Linked DNA regions of Mus musculus: region 1 is linked to region 2. Evidence: chromatin loops called from intact Hi-C (ENCODE). Cell type or tissue: left cerebral cortex. All regions are shown on one strand. Links, peaks and the distances in the headings refer to the core of each region. The heading gives the core; the rest is flanking DNA.

The links. Hi-C counts contacts between places; a loop is a spot of excess contacts. Peaks named below come from ENCODE experiments on the same cell type or tissue, not always from the same donor. Only the 100,000 strongest peaks of a DNase experiment are listed, where the experiment ranks them.
Region 1: it touches region 2 in a loop (9-fold over the local background); 1 of 42 quality-filtered maps calls a loop at or near these places.

What each region holds. Positions count from the first base shown.
Region 1 is chr3:108,532,472-108,542,934 of GRCm38, reverse strand. It overlaps Elapor1 (endosome-lysosome associated apoptosis and autophagy regulator 1), which reads left to right and starts at 6,394. Exons shown (of 22, transcript NM_001346518.1): 1 at 6,394-6,639. The coding sequence starts at 6,487. 1700013F07Rik (RIKEN cDNA 1700013F07 gene) reads right to left here and starts at 5,351. Exons shown (of 5, transcript NM_029314.1): 1 at 5,236-5,351; 2 at 334-447. The coding sequence starts at 5,316. In left cerebral cortex, for the core only: a CTCF peak has its summit at 5,483; DNase peaks (open chromatin) are centred at 5,477, 5,911, 6,234 and 6,819; H3K4me3 peaks cover 2,445 bases; H3K27ac peaks cover 2,018 bases.
Region 2 is chr3:108,585,873-108,596,335 of GRCm38, reverse strand. It overlaps Wdr47 (WD repeat domain 47), which reads right to left and starts at 5,058. Exons shown (of 15, transcript NM_181400.3): 1 at 4,739-5,058. In left cerebral cortex, for the core only: CTCF peaks have their summits at 4,943 and 5,146; DNase peaks (open chromatin) are centred at 4,117, 5,025 and 5,776; H3K4me3 peaks cover 2,445 bases; H3K27ac peaks cover 1,633 bases.

The sequences.
Region 1 (10,463 bases), core at 2,637-7,636, 54 kb after region 2:
CTTGTGACTTAATAGGTTGGTTTTGGATGGTAAGATCTTGAATTGGGAATGAATGGAGAGATGCTGAGGCACTTCAGACTATCTTTAGAAAAGGATATGAATGCCAGGTGTGCTGGCATATGCCTGCAATCGCAATCTCAGGATTTAAGAGGCTAAGACAGGAAGGATTGAGAGTCCAGGCCAGTCTGGGCTAAATACTAAGTTTGAGGTCAGCTTTGGCCATGTAGCAAGACTCTATCTTAAAAAAAAAAAGAAAGAAAGAAAGAAAATAAATTTATTGAGGCCTAAGTAGATGCAAAAAGAAGTAGTATTTTGTATTTCAATGCTGAGTACCTTAGAATCAAAAAAGGTGTCTCGACTTCTGGACGTGGCTGTGGGGGTTGAGCTGAGCCGACTCCAGGGATCCTGCTGTTGCGCAAGGTGAGCTGGGTTCTTATACAGCGATTTCTGCAAGAGAAACCACACACAGGACCTAGTTCCCAGACACCTTGCTGACGCAGTATGGCTCATGTGCTTCATCCCGTTGTATGGAGAGGCACAGTAGCAGGGGCGACGACTCCCTGAGCTCTCTGAGTGAGAAATCATTGAAGTGGGCCTTGGAAACAAGAAACCGGTGGGTCGGGAACCTGGAAATAAAGAAGGGGGCTCAGGGAGCCGGGCATGACGATGATATGGTCATGTTTATAAGTCCCAAGTTTGGATTTCTAATGAACAGAAAACCGGAAGTGTATGGCTTGCTGGAGCACTGGAAACAAATAAGATAAAGCAAGTTGTCCACATGCAGTAGTAGTTGAGGTGTGCAGAAGAGGAACTCAACTAAAAGGCTCTATTTTCACTAGGGCAGGAAGAGTCCCATGAGAGGCGAAGGGGAACAAAGAATGTGTGTTGTCTAGGTGAGAAAAAGATTATTCAAGGAAGAATAACTCACGGAGGAAAGGAACATCATAAAAGAAGTCATCAGACACTCAGTTCTATAAACACCACAGACATTGTGAGAAAAAATTTGATTTTTCTTGTATATAGAAAATGAATATTTTCACCACTGCATGTGTCCTCAGTAGCAAGGACAATGACCTAACACAGGTACTTAAAAACTAGGGCCTGATCAAACCAGTGGCCGAACTCTACCAATAGCCTACTATCTAGCCTCCTCTCCCATCACATAGCAAACTGCTGTATGATTAACTCAGATAAATCTTAGTTGAACAGCAGGATCAGACAAGAATGTAAAATATGTATACGTGATGCAAATACAGATTCAGCTACTGCCTTTGCTCTGCTGTGTCTCCAAGTGGCTCTGCCACACTCTACAAAAGCTATACAGGGCTCAACATCTTCTCTATTGGCACAAGGAGATGGCCTTTCACTAAGGCCAGGTGGTGGTGGTGCATGCCTTTGGCAGACAGAGGCAGAGGAGGCAGAGGCAGAGGCAGAGGCAGAGGCAGAGGCAGAGGCAGAGGCAGAGGCAGAGGCAGAGGCAGAGGCAGAGGCAGAGGCAGAGGCAGAGGCAGAGGCAGAGGCAGAGGCAGAGGCAGAGGCAGGCAGATCTCTGAATTAGAAGGCACCCTGGTCTACATAGCAAGTTCCAGGACAACCAGGGCTACATAGAGAAACCCTGTCCTCAAAATCAGAACCAAACAACAACAATAAAAATGAAAGGCTGAATATAAGTATAAATGAGAGGAGGCAGAAGCAGGTGGATCTCTGTGAGTTTGAGGATAGCCTGGTCTACAGACAAGTTCTAGGTCTGTCGGGGCTACACAGAGAAACCCTGTCCAAAACAAACAAACAAAAACAAACAGAAAAAAAATCCAACTATCAACACTGATGCCAATCTGCAGACTCTCTCTCCTTTGATCAAGAGGAGAAGTCTCTTTACTCAGGAGGAAGTTTCTCTAGACCCAGCCCTTCCCAGTCCTTTCCATATGTACTGTTCCCCACCCCCTCCTCTGACCCCACCCTCTGTACCATCTGACCTATGGTGCTGTATCTACCACCCTGTCACCTTCTCCACAGAAACACCCTTCTTCAAGGGTCAACAATTACTAACTCCCCTTCCTCCCCATTCCTGTCTCCAACCCTTTATGTTCTTGCCTCTCCTCCAGTGTCCATTGAAACTGGTTATTGACCTATGACCTCTGTGGCTTCTAGAAGGATCTTTCCAGCCCTCATCTTTTTTTTTTCTTTTTCTTTTTCTTTTTCTTTTTCTTTTTTTTTTTTTTTTTTTTTTGGTTCCTGAGACACTTCTGGCACCGTAACTCTGAAACCCCACCAATACTTCTCCATCCTGTAGGCCAACTCCATCCGGTTTAACTCCGGTCTCTGGCTGTTACACTTTCCTTCTCTGCTCAGGCTTCTCAAGAGAGTATCTTTTTGTTTGTTTTATTTTTTTTAACTATTTTTATTTTATGTGCATTGGTGCATGCATGTCTGTGTGAGGACGTCAGAGCCAGGAGTTACAGACACTTATGAGCTACCAAGTGGGTGCTGGGAATTGAACTCAAGACCTCTGAAAGACCAGTCAATGCTCTTAACCACTAAGCCATCTATCTCTCCAGTCCCTCATGTCTTACTCTTATATTCACAGGGCAGGCGGCTTTTCTACTACACTTTTAAACAGCACATAAGCCGTGTAGCTCCTAGACATACATTTTCAACCCTACCTTCTCAAGCCTGCATAACACACAATCATTTAAAGATTTCAGAGGCACCACACAAGCACCTACATAATTGATGTCAACATCTTTCTGTTCAAACCTGCTTCCTTAAGATGCTCCATTTCAGTAATGGTGTTAATTGAACCCCCGGAAATCCAGGAGTCTATCTTGTATTTATCCATTTCCTTATACCCATGTGGAGTCAGGCATCAAATCCCACTGCCTGGTCCTTTGCATCCTTCTCAAACTCGCATCTTATCACCTGTCACTGATGTCGGTTACTCTTCTGTTCATCACCTGCCCACCGGTTGACTACTGCACCTGCTTCCCAATGACCACTGCACTTGCCTCCCAGCAGGTGCCCTTCTGTCTCGCTCCCAGCCTAGCCAGTCCACTGCTCCATGTGATTTCTTCCCTTTTCTTTTTCAAGCCAGAAGAGCCTCTATTTATTGGTCACCAATTCTGTAATAGGAGTCTCTGAACATTGACAAATGTAATCTTTTAATATTAGCACACACTAACTATACAAAACAGGCTTCATCGTGATAGCACAGAGAACTCCGACCATATTTCCCCGCCCCCCAACCCTGTTATCCTCTCTCATTCCTCTTCCAATTAGTCCCCTTTCTACGTTCATGTCTCATTCCCACTTGCTTTGTTAGGGGTCAAACTCAGGCTAGGCAAGTTCAACCCCTTAGATACTGTCTCACATCCTTAAATATAAGAGTAGATTTTACATATGCCACATCTGCCTTTCTGAATCTGCCTCATCTGTCTTATTATGTTGCATCCAACTCCTGGAAAATATAACTGTCCTTTATGACTAAATGATACTTGGTTGTTTATGTCTCTCACATATAGCCATTCATGTGGGCAGATACCTAGGCTATTTTTTTTTAAATTGGGGACTGTGATTATCAGAGCCATAGTAAATACCTACATGTGTAGGCATCCTTCTGCTAACTCAATTCCTTTGGGTATCCAGGACTTCCACAGCAAGCTATCTTGAGACTCTAATTTCTCTTTCACTGCAGCTACATGCAGCTATTCATAGTTGTCAAGGATATAATCAAAGTACGTGTCTAGCAGCAGTGACTTATTTACAATTAACTCAATGGAGCTGAGCATATGATACTCGTAAGACCAATCCCATAAATGTTAACAGCATCCTCTCTTGATCAAGTTTATCCACATAGGCCACCAGTTTTGGTTTTTGAGACAGTGTCTCATATAATTTAGACTAGTCTCGACCTTGCTATGTAGTCAAGCCTGTAGGCCCTCGATTTGGCTTATACTTATACACTGAACACACATTTACTGAAAGACATGTCACAGCTGTGTGTGATTTCTAACACTCTGTGACACTCTAGTACTTGAAGTCTCGTGATTCCCAACAGCTCTGTGATGGCTCCTAGCCCACTAACACAATGCTCACAGCATTCAGCCACCGAGGTCGTCTCTAGCACCAGTCTGAGTGTCGCTGTTTCGCACTGACATTCGACTTTTCTGGAGTTAGCAGTTCTCCAGGATGCTCTGTCTCTCCTTCGAATGTATCTGCACCTACTGCTTCCTATCCCCAGTAGCTGATATTTCTTTCCTTCTTTCTAACTTCACACACACAAACACACACACGCACACCTTTTTCACGTGTCTCAGGTAACTCAACAGATGTCACTCACTTTCTTTTAGAAACCCCTCCTTTATGCCCCTATTCTTGGGCACTCTACCTATGACTCCACCACAGTGCATGTGCCTCTGAGGGAAGTGCATTTTGGTTTTTGTTATGTCTGTGGGTTTGGTTGTTTGTTTGTAAACAGATTCTCATAGCTCAGGCAGGCTGAGAGTTCCTGGTCGTCCCCTTCACCCACCAAATATGAGGATCAGTTGTGCTACCCACTAAGTGACTGATGCAGGGGCTGGCCTGTCTTCCTTACTAAGCTAACCGGACAGTAACTATATCTAAATTGAGGCTATGTTTTCTCAGTGTTTCCCAGCATGCCTGGCACATAAGCCGCAAATATTGAAGAAAAGGAAATTCTTTGGTGTTGTTATCAAGCTCAAATTACCACTTAATTCGCTTTATTGTGCATCTCTTCAAATATCCCAAATACTCAGACTAGGAAAAAGATGGTGTATATTTCCACTGAACATAACTAAACACACACACGTATACAAATGTGTTCTTGCATCAGCCAGAGGCCAGAGGTACCATGAAGACTTGCTTGAAGTATGACCTGGTGTCTTTCAGAGATTTTCTTCCATTCTACCTCTCATCTGTCTTTGGAGTACACATGCCAAGCCAAGACAAAAGGGTAGCTTGGTGGAACCCTGACTATTATTATATTTCCCCATCATTTATATTCCCCATCACTGCTTTGACAGACCTTGTTCTACATTAGAGCTCAGTTCCCTTCCCTCTGCTCAAAACCACTTCCAAAACGTTATCAGACGCAAATAGCGGACCTAGGAGACAGGCAGAAAACAGATTTCTTTGATACTTGGTGATCTCATCAGAGTTAGGTTACCAAGAATTTCCTGCAGGCCCCACTGGGAATTTGCTGAGGAAACCTCAATGTACCTTAGAAGCCCACAGATTTCCCAAATGTTTGTCTTCGTCGCGTAAGGCAGGGTTCGAGAAAGTTTCCTGAGGCTGAAGCATGTTTAAAGGCCCAGAGACGCACGCTTACTCCCTGGAGACTAGTGCAGCCTCAGCACGACCTGGTTCGCAGAGGATCCCGGGTCCCAATTGTTTGGAACGCCCAATTTTTAGTTGCTAGGCAGCTATCCCTCCAGTTATGACAGATGTATTCTGATGCGCCACCTGGCGGTTCAACTAAGAAGGCTCCTTGAGAGGAGGCTGCTGTGAATGGAGGGAAGGCGACCTGGATACGCACTCTGGAGCCTCTGTTGGAAAACGCTGGCTTCCCAAGGCATGGGATTTCTGCGAAAGCTGACGAAAGAAACACTAAAAGATGACCCAAATGTTTCCTTCTCGCTTTCACCTAAAAGAGAGCTTCCCCATTTTCAAATCAACGAGAGTAAGAGAATGTCAATATATATATATATATATATATATATATATATATATATATATATATATATATATATATATATATATCTCAAAGATCTCACGTGTCCTACTTGCAAAACTGTCGATTAGGTCACACTCCTTGCTGTTTAACTATGCAGACGTCATGGTTGCTCACTGAGACGGCTGTAAAAACGTGGATGGATTTGGTGGGGAGGAAGGATGGAACTAGTTTTTGCAGTTAGTGCTGGGGCCACTCTAGGAGACCATCCCTGGAAGATAACGAAGACGCCTGTCTTCCCCTAATCGTTTTACATGCCATGTTTACAAAATAAGATATGCTTAGAAATAGCCCCCTGCCCGGAAGAGTAATAGGTGCGAAATGAGCTGCTGCAGATGTTTTGGAGGGTTTCTCTACTGCGTGCTTTACGTAAGCCTGTTCGGTTAGTTGCAAACCCTGGCTCGTGCACTCCCACGCCGCGCGCCAGCGGTGGCGGCTGCCATGGAGACCGGCAGGTGAGCCGCACAGGCGCGCGTGGTCCCTGCCCCACCCGCGCTGAGCGAAGAGGATGCGGTTGTCAAGGCGACATGGATAGGAGGAGGAGAGGACCGAGGGAGGAAGAAGGATGGGCTGCCTTGGCGTAGCCGCAGGGAGGTGACTGAAGCGAGTCCAGCCCCTTGCATCCTCCCCCTGTGTACCTCCCTCCTCTTTTTTTTTTTTTTTTTTTTTTTCCTCCTCTGCCAGCATAAGCAGCCACCGCAGCACCTGAGCCGCTACTGCCGCTGGCTCAGGACAGCGCTATGGCAGAGCCTGGTCACAACCCCCATCCTTCTGCCAGAGACGGAGGAAAAACTGAAAGGCGCACACCCCGGCTTCTGTGGCTGTTGCTTTGGGCTGGGACCACCTTCCAGGTGACCCTGGGAACCGGACCCGAGCTTCACGCCTGCAAAGAGGTACTGTCCACTCCACCCCCTTGACCTGATCTCACTTTGGGAAAAAAAAAAAAAAAAAAAAAAAAGAGCTAAAAAGCCTAGATCCAGATAGAGACCTTGGAGATCCAGTCACAGTTTCAGGGGCCATAGAGTTCAATTTTTTTCTAGGGATGAGTAGGAGCTGGAGCGAGGGAAGCAGGCTGGTGTCGTCATGGGGGAGGCCAGCCCATCGGAGGACTCCTAAAATAGATCACCCTCAGGAGCTCTCAGCAGCTCTGGCTCAGGGAGTAAGGTCCGAAAGAGTGACAGTTCTCAGAAAGAAAGAGAAAGAAGACAGTAGCTGCTTCCCAGATGGGTGAAATTACCTAGAGAGTGATTGGAAACATCGAGAGACCAAACAGAAAGAGGAAAGGAGGGAACTGGGATAAAAGTAAAGTTAAGGACTGGTAGTAGACTGGGGTCAGAAGCCCTTGGGTCTGAGGGTGGGAAGCTCGGGAGACCAGCCGTAGGATCCTACCTAGTAAGTGCCCTCTGTGTTAACATCCAGTTGCTCGCAGCTGCTGGCTGAGGCCCTCCTGGAACGCTTTGCCTGTTCCCTTGCACACTTTGGTTAGTGTTTAGCACATGTCCCACCTTCTCTAGATTTTGAATTCTACAACATATCCCCCCCCACTCTTTCCTTTGAACTTATGTTAGCATATGCCACAAGTCCTTTTCAAGGTGTCTCTAAAATGTTAACAACATAATTCACAAAAGAGGTAGTGAATGTCTTCTAACAACCACAACAACAAAAATGATTTTGAAAATTGGTTTTTGGGGGGACATATGACAAGACAATAGGAATACCAAAGTTAAATAGTTTTGGTATTAGTGAAATAACGATATTTGGTTTGTGCTGTAAGTGACTTAAAAACATATGGTAGAGACAACATTGAAATATTTACAAAAAGTATATTGGGGAAGGCAGAATAAAATTTATGCAGAATGTGAGAGATTTGAAAACATGTCAAAAGTCTAGCACTGTAGGGGAGATGCTAAATATCAAACCTAGCTAAGGTTTTGAGGGGTTAAAATAGTCCTTTAAGTCACCAGTGTTAATTAACAATGCCAGTGCAGTCCCATAAATACAATTATGGAGGGTCCTAACCACTAGCCTATCTACAACATAGCAAATCACAAAAGAAGCAAGTGGGATTCATTAATATTTGAGTGGCCCATAGGTACTGGACTTGGTGTTGCATCCCTTTAATCGCCAGCACTTAGGAGGCAGAGGCAGGTGGGTCTTTGTGAGTTTGAGGCCAGCTTAATCTACAAATCGGGTTCTAGGACATAGCATGTTCCACAAAGGGAGGAAAAAATGGCTCTGGCTCAGGGGTGAAGAGAACTTGCTGCCTTTGTAGAAAATCTGAACTCAGTTCTCAGAAGGCATATGACAGCTCACAGCCATCTGTAATTCCAGTTTCAGGGGATTTGACGCTCTCTCTTGGTCTCTGAGGGCACTGCAGGCGTGCAGTACACATTCATGCACACAGGCAAGCATTCATATACACAAAATTTTAAAAAAATTAAAAATGAAGTGACCCCATGGCTGGGACCTAGCTACAAGGACTATTTGAACCCCTCAGCACCTCAACTACATTTGACCCTTGGCTTTCCTCCTGCAGTGCTAGACTTTTGTTTTCAAACCTCCCACATTTTGCAGAGTTAACAAAGTGCTCCCTTCGCATGCATGAAGCCCTGGGTTTGATTCCTCAGTACTGAGTAAACCAGATAGAGTGGCCTTTGTCTGTAATCTTAGCACTTGGGAGGTGGGGGCAGCAGGACCAGAAATCCAAGGTCATTCGAAGCTCCATAGTGAGAGACAGGCCTCACAGAATCATCCTCTGACCTTCATGTGCACACTGTGGGATGTGTGTGCCCATATCCATATACATAGTATGAACACACAGAAAAAAATAAAAATAAAAACCCTGCAATCACTGGAAAATGGCCCCAGTCAGCGGGCCTTTTAGAACTTTTGCTAGGCCCAATAATACCCTGGCTGTGACCATAACCAACTACATTTTTACCGAGCCACTTCACGATAGATTTTAAAGATGACCGTGAACAGGATGATCTTCCCAGTGACCTTGGTTCACTGGCCTTGGTGGCCTGTGGCCTAGTTGTCTTGCCTAAGTGTTAAACACTGTCATTTCCTTTGTAGAAGATAAGAATTCTACCATACAACTGCCGCCTGTCATTAGATCTTTGTCCACTGTGACATATAAGACATTGAATTGAAGGCCTTGGACACCGTTCTGGTTAAGAGGGAGGGAAGAATATTAACATAAGAATTCTATGTTGTGTGCATATTCTGTCTTTAGACTTATTTAAACCACAAACATTTGCTTACGAGTAAGTGAGTCGAAGGCAGTGGAAAGGTGTTCAACACTCCACAGTTTGGGGAGCTGTGGAATGGGCATTCTGCTAACGACAACCCCAGGGATGCCTGTCCTGAAGATGGAAAGATAAAAATGGACCTCAAATACAAAATAGAGTTACTTCACCCCTACTTCTTGGCTCAGCCTCTTTAGCTAGGCCCACACCCCTTGCCATGTTGAAATAGCTTTGGAGGCATGCTCGTTGGCCAGGGGCATCAGCAAGCTCTGTTTACACTCTCCTGAGCAAACAGCCTCTGAACACCCTTGACTCCTAAATAATAAGGAAGAGAATGAGTGCAGTATTACAAAGTTCTTCATTAAGCAATACGAGCTGATCCAGCAAGTTTGGGGGTTTCCAATTCTTAAACGGTGAAAATCTAGTCCGAGGGAGACTGTCTCTTCTCAGTTCTTGATTTTCCTATGGATTTCTCGGGAGCCTATGTAGGGTATCAATGCCAGGGCCTCTTATCAAACTAAGGCTGCTCCTAGTGATAGCACTGCTGCCATGGACTATTTATAAAGGCTGAGCCCTCCGACCGGATTGAAGCAGGAAGAAGGGAGACTTGGCTGGAGGTTTTATTGAGGTGGCAGAGCACAGGGAGAGGAAACTGCTGGAGGTGTGCCAGGGCTTGGCACTCCTGTCTCAGGTTTACAATAATCAGGGTCACCCAGTGGAACTAAACATCCTGGATGCTGTTTGTCCACATGAGTCACTCCTTTGGTGCTGTGCTGGCCCCAGCTAATTGCCGACTGAAACCCAAACAGTTTTTTGTTTTTGTTTTTGTTTTTTTTAACATAGTGCAACAAATCCAAATAAAAGGAGAGGAGCAGAAAACTGGCTCTGGTATGGTCTGCCCTGTCCTGAGGCTGCTGTGCTAATAGCCCCAGAGGGACTTCCCAATCCATACTGAAAGGCCCAGGGGGCCCTAGGAATCTGGCAGACACAGATTGGAATACGATTTGTTGAGTGAGTGATAACTCTTGCCATTTAGTAAGGAATCAAGATCATTAACTTCTGACAGCCTCCGACTTCTGTCCTATAAAATGGAGGGAGTCCTGCCTATCTCGAAGGGCTGCTGTGAGGACTGAGTTAAAACAGACAGCACGGTCAAGTTCCTCGTACATATTCTCAGTGTATGGTAAGAGCTTAAGAAACACTGGCCGCAAAACAAATCATACACACAAATAATAACATATAAACTTTGACCTAAGGTTAACGTGTGTGGTCAGCAGGGTGAGGCAGGTGAGCAGAGAGAAAGAAAGAAAGAAAGAAAGAAAGAAAGAAAGAAAGAAAGAAAGAAAGAAAGAAAGAAAGAAAGAAAGAGGGAGGGAGGGAGGGAGGGAAAAGAAAGAAAGAAAGAAAGAAAGAAAGAAAGAAAGAAAGAAAGAAAGAAAGAAAGAAAGAAAGGGAGGGAGGGAGGGGAA
Region 2 (10,463 bases), core at 2,429-7,428:
TACACTTACATACACACACACAAACACACTCAGTTTTAAGAAAGTGTGACACTAGCAAGATTTTGCTGAAAGCACCCAGATATAGCTGTCTCTTGTGAGACTATGCTGGGGCCTAGCAAACACAGAAGTAGATGCTCACAGTCAGCTATTGGATGGATCACAGGGCCCCCAATGGAGAAGCTAGAGAAAATACCCAAGGAGTTAAAGGGATCTGCAACCCTATAGGAGGAACAACATTATGAACTAACCAGTACCCCCCTGGAGCTCGTGTCTCCAGCTGCATATGAATCAGAAGATGGCCTGGTCGGCCATCAGTGGAAAGAGAGGCCCATTGATCGTGCAAACTTTATATGCCTCAGTACAGGGGAATGCCAGGGCCAAGAAGTGGGAGAGGGAGGGTGGGGGAGTGGGTGGGTGGGGGAGTGGGTGGGGGAGCGTGTGGGGGACTTTTGGGATAGCATTGGAAATGTAACTGAAATAAATACCTAATTTAAAAAAAAAAGAAAGTGTGATATGTTATAAAAAAATGAAGAAGTATCTAAAAAATTAAATATAAAATATCAAGGAAGTTCAGGAAGCAGTGAAGTTTCCTGTTAAAAATATGGGTAAAGGGTTGGAGAGATGGCTCAGTGGTTAAGAGCACTGACTGCTCTTCCAGAGGTCCTGAGTTCAATTCCAAGCAACCACATGGTGGCTCACAACCATCTGTAATGGGATCTGATGCCTCCTTCTGGTGTCTCTGAAAACAGCTACAGTGTACTCGTCATATATATATATATAGAAAATAAATAAATAAATTCTTTTTAAAAAATGTGTGTAAAAATTTATTCTTCTTTCTAAATTTTGTATTTTATTTATAATATGTATGAGTGTTTTCCCTGCCTGTATATCTGTGCATCACCTAGGTGCCTGGTGCATACAGAAGTAAGAAGAGGGTGTTATGTTAGATCCCCTGGACTAGATTCACAGATAGTTATAAGCCACCACATGAGTGTTGGGACTTGAACTCAGGTCCTCTGGAAGAGTAGCCAGTGCTCTTAGCCAAGGAGCCATCTCTTCAGCTCCAGATTATTAGTCTTTGACTCTACAAGGAAAAAGTGAAAAGGTACTAACATTCATTTACATTGGGTCCTAGCTGGATCCTTCCATCCATCATCTATATAGTTCCCATGCCCCTGTGATCATCCTTTTATAGGTGATTACTTATGCTCAGAGGTGTGAAATCTGCCCGTAGAGAAAATAAGTTCAAGCCCAGAATGAAATGAGTTAATCAGTCTATCTAAACCAGTGCTTCTCAACCTTCCTAATGCTGGGACCCCTTAATACAGTTCTTCATGTTGTGGTGACCCCCAATCACAAAATTATTTTCATTGCTACTTTGTAACTGTAATTTTTCTACTGTTATGAATAATAATGTAAATATCTGATATGTAAGGTATCTGACATTCATCACTGTGAAGGGATAGTTCAACAAAATGGGTAGAAACGCATAGGTTGAGAGCCACTGATGTAAACTAAAATTCTTCACCATTTCCAATACAATACTCTAACTTTTTACAGGGCTTAAAACAAGAGGGAGGGCTGGAGAGATGGCTCAGTGGTTAAGAGCACTGACTACTCTTCCGAAGATCCTGAGTTCAAATCCCAGCAAACACATGGTGGCTCACAACCATCCGTAATGAGATCTGATGCCCTCTTCTGGTGTGTCTGAAGACAGCTACAGTGTACTTACATTTAATAATAAATAAATCTTTGGGCCAGAGCGAGCAGGGCCAAAGTGAGCAGGGCCGGAGCGAGCGGGGCTGGAGCGAACAGAGGTCCTGAATAAAATTCTCAGCAACCGCATGACGGCTCACAACCATCAGTACAGTTACAGTATACTCATATACATAAAATAAAATAAAATAAATAAATCTTAAAAAATAAACAAACAAGAGGGAATAAGGTGGACAGTGATGGCACACACCTTTAGTCCCAACACTCCTTGGGAGGCAGAGGCAGGCAGATGTTGTATGTTGGAAGCCAGCCTGCTCTATGGAGAGGTCCAGGGCATACAAATAAAAAAACATAAAACCAAGAGGGGAAGTTAGAATTTAAGTAACGGTGAACCTTTTTAAAATTGGAACTGTAAAAATGAAAAAGGCCGTTTTTCCTGTGCTATGTGAGGATTTTCCATTCATTAATTAAGAATGCCTAAAACAAAGCTTCTTAAACTTTTGCACTTAGGACAGAAAAAAACTAAACACAGCTTAGAATTCACTTAGCTTCAGTCAAGTCCAACAGGAAGTCTATTTTGAAATCTCTAAATGTTATCTTAGAAATTAATGTTAATATTGCCTTCTCTTTGTGTCATCTTTGATTTGTATGAATTTATCCAATTCTTCAAATGAAATTAAGGACTATTTCATGTGTCATTTACACACCTACAGATCTTTTTCTTGAATACTGAAGCTTATTCAACAGAACTTTATTTCTGTTGTTCTGGGAATCAAGCTAGACAGTACTCAGCCACTGAACTACAGACCCAGCCTGAATTAGTGTCAATACCTCAATTTGAAAAACTTAGGTCAGAGGGGATAAAGTTATGTTTGCATTAGTCATGAACCTGTGACCTGCAGTGAGGATTATCTAGTGCCAAATATAACTCCTCAGTTATTAGCAGTAGCCTTATTTGCAAGAAAGTATCACTAACTCATATACAAAAGCAAAACCCTCCTTCCCCACATCACCACAACTGAAGCAAACCCTCTACTGAGAATGAGGAAACGCCTCCATTTTTCTCATAAGCCTTTTAAGGCCACTGTAATAAAAAAGGTCTTGAATCTAGAAATGTTAAAAAGATTACACAGAAAATGATAATACTCCCTCTCAGTGTTCCCCTCTGGTAAAAGGTAGTCAACAGATTCCTTAATATTTTCCAAAGCACTTGCAACTGAACTGATTTATTCAACATCACAGTCCACTCTCAGACTAAAACAACACCAGGCATTATCCCTATTTCACAGAATAAGAAAACAAGGTCAATGGTAGGATAAATATCTCTTCCAAGACTGTAATTACAGAAGCAAAGAGAAGCTTCCATCCAGGCAATCTGATTTTCAGGCAACTGACCTACCAAGGAAAATTGGACATTTTTCTTATTTTGACATATTTCTTATTTGCTTTTCAAACTGTAGCATATACTAAACAAGTCATACGGTGTCCATTCAATAACAAACTATTTGACAAACAGAAAGAAACTGCACAATTATGTAACTGCAAACACTGATTAGCACTCTTGCTCTCTTATGATACATTCCTACTACTGATTTTCACAAAAAAAAAAAAAAACCTAGAAAAGTGGCAAGGTGGGAAATAAGTTAAATCTCTCTCTCTCTCTCTCTCTCTCTCTCTCTCACACACACACACACACACACACACACTCAGTAATGGCAGCCCAATTCAAGTTCATGATCTGGTTGTTTGCCTTACATATACTGTTATGGATTATTTCCTTGTCTTTCCCATTTACGTGTTACTTTGTTGTTGGAAGCAATGTTCCTCCCCCTCCTCCAAACCTTAATGCACAATGATTCGTTATATCTCCCACCTAAATAAGACCTCCAGAATGTGCCATATAAAGAAAATTCGACTGCTAGGCGTTTCTCCTTTCTAGTAAAATGCTAACATAACATATGCCAACACTTGAGACCCCCCCCCAAAAAAAAGAAGTGGTATTATCTGTGAAAAAGATTTACAGCCCTTTTAAACCTGTATGTTAATTCCTGTGCCATTAACTTTTTATAGCATTCTATGAACTCTCTACAACAAAGGGGGGAAACTAAGTGTCAGGATTTCAACCGATGAATCTGGGTGGAACAAAGACTTCTCCTCTCATTATGCAGTGAGAACCAAGTTGCCAAAAAAAAAAAAAAAAAAAAAAAGCTCCCCTCAGACGACACCCTTCGTAGTTACTAGCTGCATGTCTGGATGTACAGGGGGGAAATCATCAGGTCAAATACTGCCGCTGCCTACTTGGTTCCTACCCCTTTGCCAAAGGCGTCGTCCCAGAGCTAGAGCCCCAATCTTTTTCTCCCCAATACAGCTAAGCAGCTTAACCCTCTGAGTTCCATAACCTCCGGTGTCTTACGCAGGCGTCCCCGGGAACAAATCACGTTCGAAATTCAGTCGATGCCCCTGTCCCCACCCTCCCAGACCCCACAGGACTGCTCCTAACAGCCACTGGCCTGGCGTCAGAAAGGGCAAACCCGGATCCCCCACAAACCCTCAACCCCGCCACTCCCTACCCATTCGCCGGCCAAGGCGAGCAGGGAAAGGGACCAGCGCGCAGCCCTCAGTCTCGCCCCAGCCCAATAGAGGGGCGAGGCAGATGCAGCCCAGTCAGCCCTCCTCGCGCCCCTCAGCAGCGGCGAGGTGGATACTCCATACCAGGGCGAGGGGCATCGCCCAGCCGCCCGAATCAGACTGGCAAGTAGGGGAAGGTGTGGTCCAGCAGTGGCGGCCTGGATAGATTGCCTGGCGGGTCCCAGGTCCTGTCCCCGAGACACCCGGGCCTCGCCCGCATCCCATCTTCTCGCAGTCGCCACCAAAGCCTACCCAAGACACTCCTCCCGGCTGCGAACGCCGCCCAAGGGGCTGTGGGGTCTGCGCCGCATCAGGCTAGTGACAGGTGGCGACGGGTGACCATGGCAACCCACGGTGCACGGCGGCCCGCCCCCGCCTCCTGGAATCCGCTCACCTGAGAGCTCCGGGCGGAGCCGGCAGAAGCGGTGGAGGAAAACGCGGAGGAGAGGCCGGCGGCCAGAGCCCCGAGACAGCCAATTCCAGTCTAAGGCGCGAGCGCGAGGGCGGCGGTCTGGGCTAAGCAGCCCGCACGTCAATCCATCAGCTCGTCAGCCGGTCCTGCTCGCGTCCGCCCCGATCCCGCCTCCGACCGCTCCGCTCCGCGGACTGCGGTTGTCAAGCGCCGCTGGAACGGAGCTCCAGCCGCCAGCTGCAGCCAATCACTGCTCGTCCCTGGAGCCGCCTCAGGACCCCTCCTCGCGAGGCGGCTAGGCAGGTGCCTGAGCAGAAGAGTCGGCTGGGCCAGCCCAGGAGGGTAGGGCGGGGCCTAGAGGCGGGGCCTAACACGGGGGCGGGCAGAATCTAAGACTGACGCCTGGAGGCTCCTGGCCCTCGCCTTCTCTGCTCTTATGGTTTAGGAGATGACTGTAAGGAGAATGTAGGCCCAGAACCTTCGGGTGACGCTATGTTATGTCCCAAAATAGCGTGGACAGGTGTGGTAGTTTGAATGAGAATTGCCCCCATACTCATGCATTTGAATGCTTGTCCCCAGTTACTGGACTGACAGGAAAAGATAAGGATAGCAGTTCTCAACGTATGGGTCCCAACACCTCCTAGGAGGGTAACATATCATATAATTTCAATTCATAGCAGTAACCAACTGGTCTGAAGTAGCAACGAAAATAATTTTATGGCTGGGGGTGAGGAGGCCACCAAAAGATGAGCAACTGTATTAAAGAGTCGCAGCATTAGGAAGGTTGAGAACCACTGGATTAGGTGTGAACAAGTTGGAAGAGATGTCACTGAGGGTGGTCTTGGAGGTTTCAAGAGCCAGTCCTTTCTGGCTTTTTTTTTTTTTTGTAAGATTTATTTATTATATGTAAGTACACTGTAGCTGTCGCCAGACACCCCAGAAGAGGGCATCAGATCTCACTATGGATGGTTGTGAGCCACCATGTGGTTGTCAGGATTTGAACTCAGGACCTCCAAATAGAGCAGTCAGTGTTCTTAACCGCTGAGCCATCTCTCCAGTCCCAAGCCAGCCTTTTCTTCGTTTTATGTCTGGTGCTTGTGGATCACGTGTAAGCTGTTAGCAACTGCTCCAGCATCAGGCCTCCCTGTCTGCTGGCACATTCACTGCCAAGACCGTCATGAACTAACCCTCTGGAACCCTGAGCTAAAAATTAAATGCTGTCTTTTATAAGTTGCCTTGGTCGTGGTGTTTCATCACATCAATAAAAAAAGTAGCTAGGACAACCTGTCTGACACTTCCAAATGTCTTCTGTGCACTGGGTTTGACTCTTAATTCTACTCCAACGATTAACTAATAAAGCTTAAGTGAAATAAATACTCCTTCCTTGCCCTTTTCCGTACTCCATCTCCCTCCATGAAAACCATCCCCTTCCAGGCTCTCCATGTGTAAAGCTAATCCTATCTTGAAGCACTTAACAAGGCTGCTGTTTTGAACTGCCCTTTTATTTACAGTAGTAACCTCACTCCTACACATTTGTGTAGTAGTATTCCCCCAGATACGTACTGCTCAAGGAGCTGAACCTCCAGGAACCTTAGCATAAAGAATCCAGAACTCAGGAGGCAGAGGTAGACTTATGAGAGATTTACCTGGCCTGGTTTACATAATGAGTTCCAGCCAGCAAAGGCTGGGACCTCAAAAACAAACAGACAAAAAATCCAGTTCAAGATAAATGGCCAGGTGAGTCACAGCATTGTGTATGCACATAACATATCCAATAAATAAATACAATACTTTAAAGACCAAGTATGTTGGTGCATGCCTGTAATTCCAGCAGGATAAAGAGTATTGCAGATTGGAGGCCAGTCTGAGCCCAGCTACATAGTAAGAGTCTGTCTCAAAATAAGATGGGACTGCAGAGATGGGTCTGTGGTTAGTGCTTGCCATGCAGTCATGAAGAACAGGGTTTGGATCATCAGTAGTTATTCAAGGCTGGTGGCCACCTGTAAACCCGGAGCTTCAGAAGCAGAGATGGATCATGGGAGTGAGGGACACAAGCTGACTAACTGTCAAACTCTGTCAAGGAGAAACGTTGCCTTAATGAATAGGATGAAGAGTGATCAGAGTCAAGCACTATCAATTCTGGCTTCATACACATATACACATGCACAGAAGAGGGGGAGAAGAGGAAGGAGGAGGGAGAGGAGGAGGGAGAGGAGGAGAGGGAGGAGGAGGGAAACCCAAAAAGATAAGTCGTAGTTTAAAAGTTGTAGAGAGAACATTTTTAATTTCAGGGAGAAATTAAAATATCTGAACTTCAAAACATCAATTGCCCAGTTCACCTAAATCCTAGAAGAAAATCATATAGTATCTTAGTCACTATTCTATTGCTCTAAAGAGACCACCTGATGAAGGCAAGTGTTATAAGAAAAAGCTTCTAGGGATGGAGAGATGGCTCAGCAGTTAAGAGCACTGACTGCTCTTCCAGAGGTCCTGAGTTCAATTCCCAGCAACCACATGGTGGCTCACAACCATCTGTAATGAGATCTGATGCCTTCTTCTGGTGTGTCTAAAGACAGCTACAATGTACTTACATATAATAAATAAATAAATTAAGAGGAAAAAACCTTTTATCTGGGACTGGCTCACAGTTTCAGAGCTTCAGTCCATTATCAACATGACAAGAAGCAAGACAGCCTACAGGCAGATACTAGAGGAACAGCTGAAAACAGACATCCTGAATTTAGGCCAAGAGACTCTGGGCCTGGCATGGGCTTTTAAAATCTTAAACCCCACCCCCAGTGACACACTTCCTCCAACAAGGCAGCACCTCCTAACTCTTTGAATTCTTTCTAATAGTGTAACTCCCTGGTAACTAAGCATTCAAATATTTGAGCATAGGGGGCCATTCTCATTCAGACCACCACAAGCAGCTTGGCAGGAATGAAGACATTTGAAGGGAAATGTGGGCCCCTCCTTTCAGTTACCAGACTCTTGAGACTAGTCCCTAGGAAATTAGAATTTCACTGGGAATCTCACGCTGGGAAAGGCCTGGTGCCAGCCAGAGGAAGACCTTGTCTGGGGGGGTGGGGGGCGCCCCAGGAAGATTTCCAACAATGTTGACATCTGGTTACACTGCCAGAGGCAGAAATCCAGACCAAGAGGGCTTAGCCAATGCATGCTTCTGGCCCTCTGATTGAACCTAAACTCCATGAAGAGGGACTTGGAGGGTCACTGTTCTTCTTTGTTCTTCTTCCTAATGTGGTCACATTGAAGAAATCTTTCTCTGCCTTTTGCTATTGCTTTAATTGGCATATTGAAGAGCCAGTGACTGAACCTAGGTTACTAGGGCTGCCAGGATCTAGGCTCTGCCCCTAATAACTCTGGTAAGATTTATTATGAATCTTCTCAGTGTTTGGTTTTAGACCATGGGACAAGGGGCTGAGGTGTAAACTTTACTTGTCAAAGCAGACTGGCCTCCAGGTCCTCCCAGCATTCTTCAGTCCCTACCAGGCATACCCTGCCCCCAATCCTGAACTTGCCAGCCCAGGGGCTGGGCTGCCCTTCCTCCAGAGGCTCTTCCCTATATAAGACAGACATTTTGATCTCTTTCATGCTCTCCCTCTCCCTACCCTCTCTGCACATGGCCTCACTCTTTCTCTCTTTCTCGTCCTCATTCCCTTTCTCCCTCCTCCTGGCAATAAACCTGCCTTTATATATTTTAATCTGACTTTTCTTCTGACAAGCAGGGCCTCCTTCCCCCTCACCAGTTTGAACTGGTCAGATATGTTCAAGGACAGTCCTGAACACATTCATGAAGCGGTGGGTCTGTTAGCTCCCCTTTATTTGTCTCAATAGACCAAACCAGTCTCAGGGCAAGGGAAAAGTCCCTGCCCCATACCACTGTAAATACATGTTTACCTGAAGCTGGCTAACTCAAAATTAGGGGAAGGGGACCTGTCTCAGGCCACCAAAAGCACTTAAAACTCCCAGTCCTTCCCTGGAAAAACAGACTTCAGATCCTGATGGCCCCCTCTGCTCTGTGGGGAGTCTTTCTCTGTACTTGTGGCCTGTGTTTCACTTGTAATAGCTTGTTGCATGCTATGTCTGAGATTTTTTTTTCCTGCCTTTTATTTCTTTAGTTGGCTGAGAAAAACAAACATGATCAAGACCCCCACAGACAAAACTCTTAAAACCTTACTCCTTATTTCCTGCCCTAATTCCTTGTATCAACCCCAAATTTTAACTTAAAGAAAATGAACCTTTTCAGGCAATGGTGGGGCACACCTTTAATCCCAGCCATGGGAAGGCAGAAGCAAGAGGAGTTTGAGGCCAGCCTGGAGTTCCAGGACAGCCAGGGAGGGCTTCATACAGAAACCCCATCTTAAAGAAAAAACAGAAAGAAAATGAACCTTATTGTGATGAGTTGTGGAGGATTTGAGGTTGTGTGTTTATGTTCTCCATACCTTTGCCAGCAGTTCAGCATACATCTGAATTTTCAGTAAAACTCAGACTGTTAGAAGCAAATACACACTCTTCATACTTCTGGGAAAAGGAGGTACCAGAAAGAAAAGGACCAGACTGGAATAAGACAGCTGGTCTACCTTACCATTGTATGTTGGTAATGCAATGACTATTTGTATATTTGCTTCCTAATGTAACATCAGGTCTTACCACACAACCTTAATATCTGTAAGGCTAAGGTATCGCTTTTCAATACTCAGCCTCAGGGCTAAGATTAGATCTTCTTGCCTTTCACTCTCCTAGCTGCATAGCAATGAACTGTTCAGAAGACAAAGCTTTCTTAGATGGACTGTCCTTAGATCCTGAGGTGCTGCCTCAGTCATTCACTAAACATCTACTGAATGCCTACTGTGATTCAGGAACTAGGTCAGGCATCGCTTGAAAGCACAGGTTCTAACACGACAAAATGACTCATGGTGCCTTATGACTTAAATGCCTACAGGCTTAGGTGGGTACCTTTGAATATGATTCTCAAATCTCACTTCTAAAAAGGTGAATAGAAGCTTTTGGTTTTCCCCAGATGTCACAAAGGAATCCGAGCACAAACCTAAACTAGGACATTTTAATCCAAGGTATTCAGAGAGAGAGAGAGAGTTCCGTGGAAATAAGAGGGCTTATTTTAAAAGAGCCGCTCTTATGAAAACTTAAGCACACCAGAAGTTTTCTGCTTCAGGGTCAGCAGCATCCTAGCCTTGGCTTCTCCTTCAACAGATTCAAGGATTAAATCCAGGACCATGTGAGGTGGCCCATATCTGTATTCCCAACTAACAAGAGGCATGAAGATCAGAAATTCAAGGCCAGCCTCTTCTACATAGGAAGTTCCTGGAGAGCCTGGGCTACATGAGACCCTGTCATAATTCTTTCCCTTCCACTCCAACCTCCCCCAACCAACCAACCCAAAAACAAATGCACATGGATCTAGCCAAGGCTCCTTGACAAAAGCTTAGATTATACATGTATGGTTAAACCTAGTTTAAAAAAATACACCATTGTTTCAAATAAGGACATTTATATTTATATTAAGTAATTATATGAACATTAATAAAAATTTTGTAAAAAAGAAAAATCAATATTCTAGGGTCAGTAAGCTGGCTCTTCAGTTTAAGGCACTTGCCACCAAGCCTGATGGCCTAACTTTGAACTCAGGGACCCACTAGGTGGAAGAAAAGACCCAACTCGCATAAGT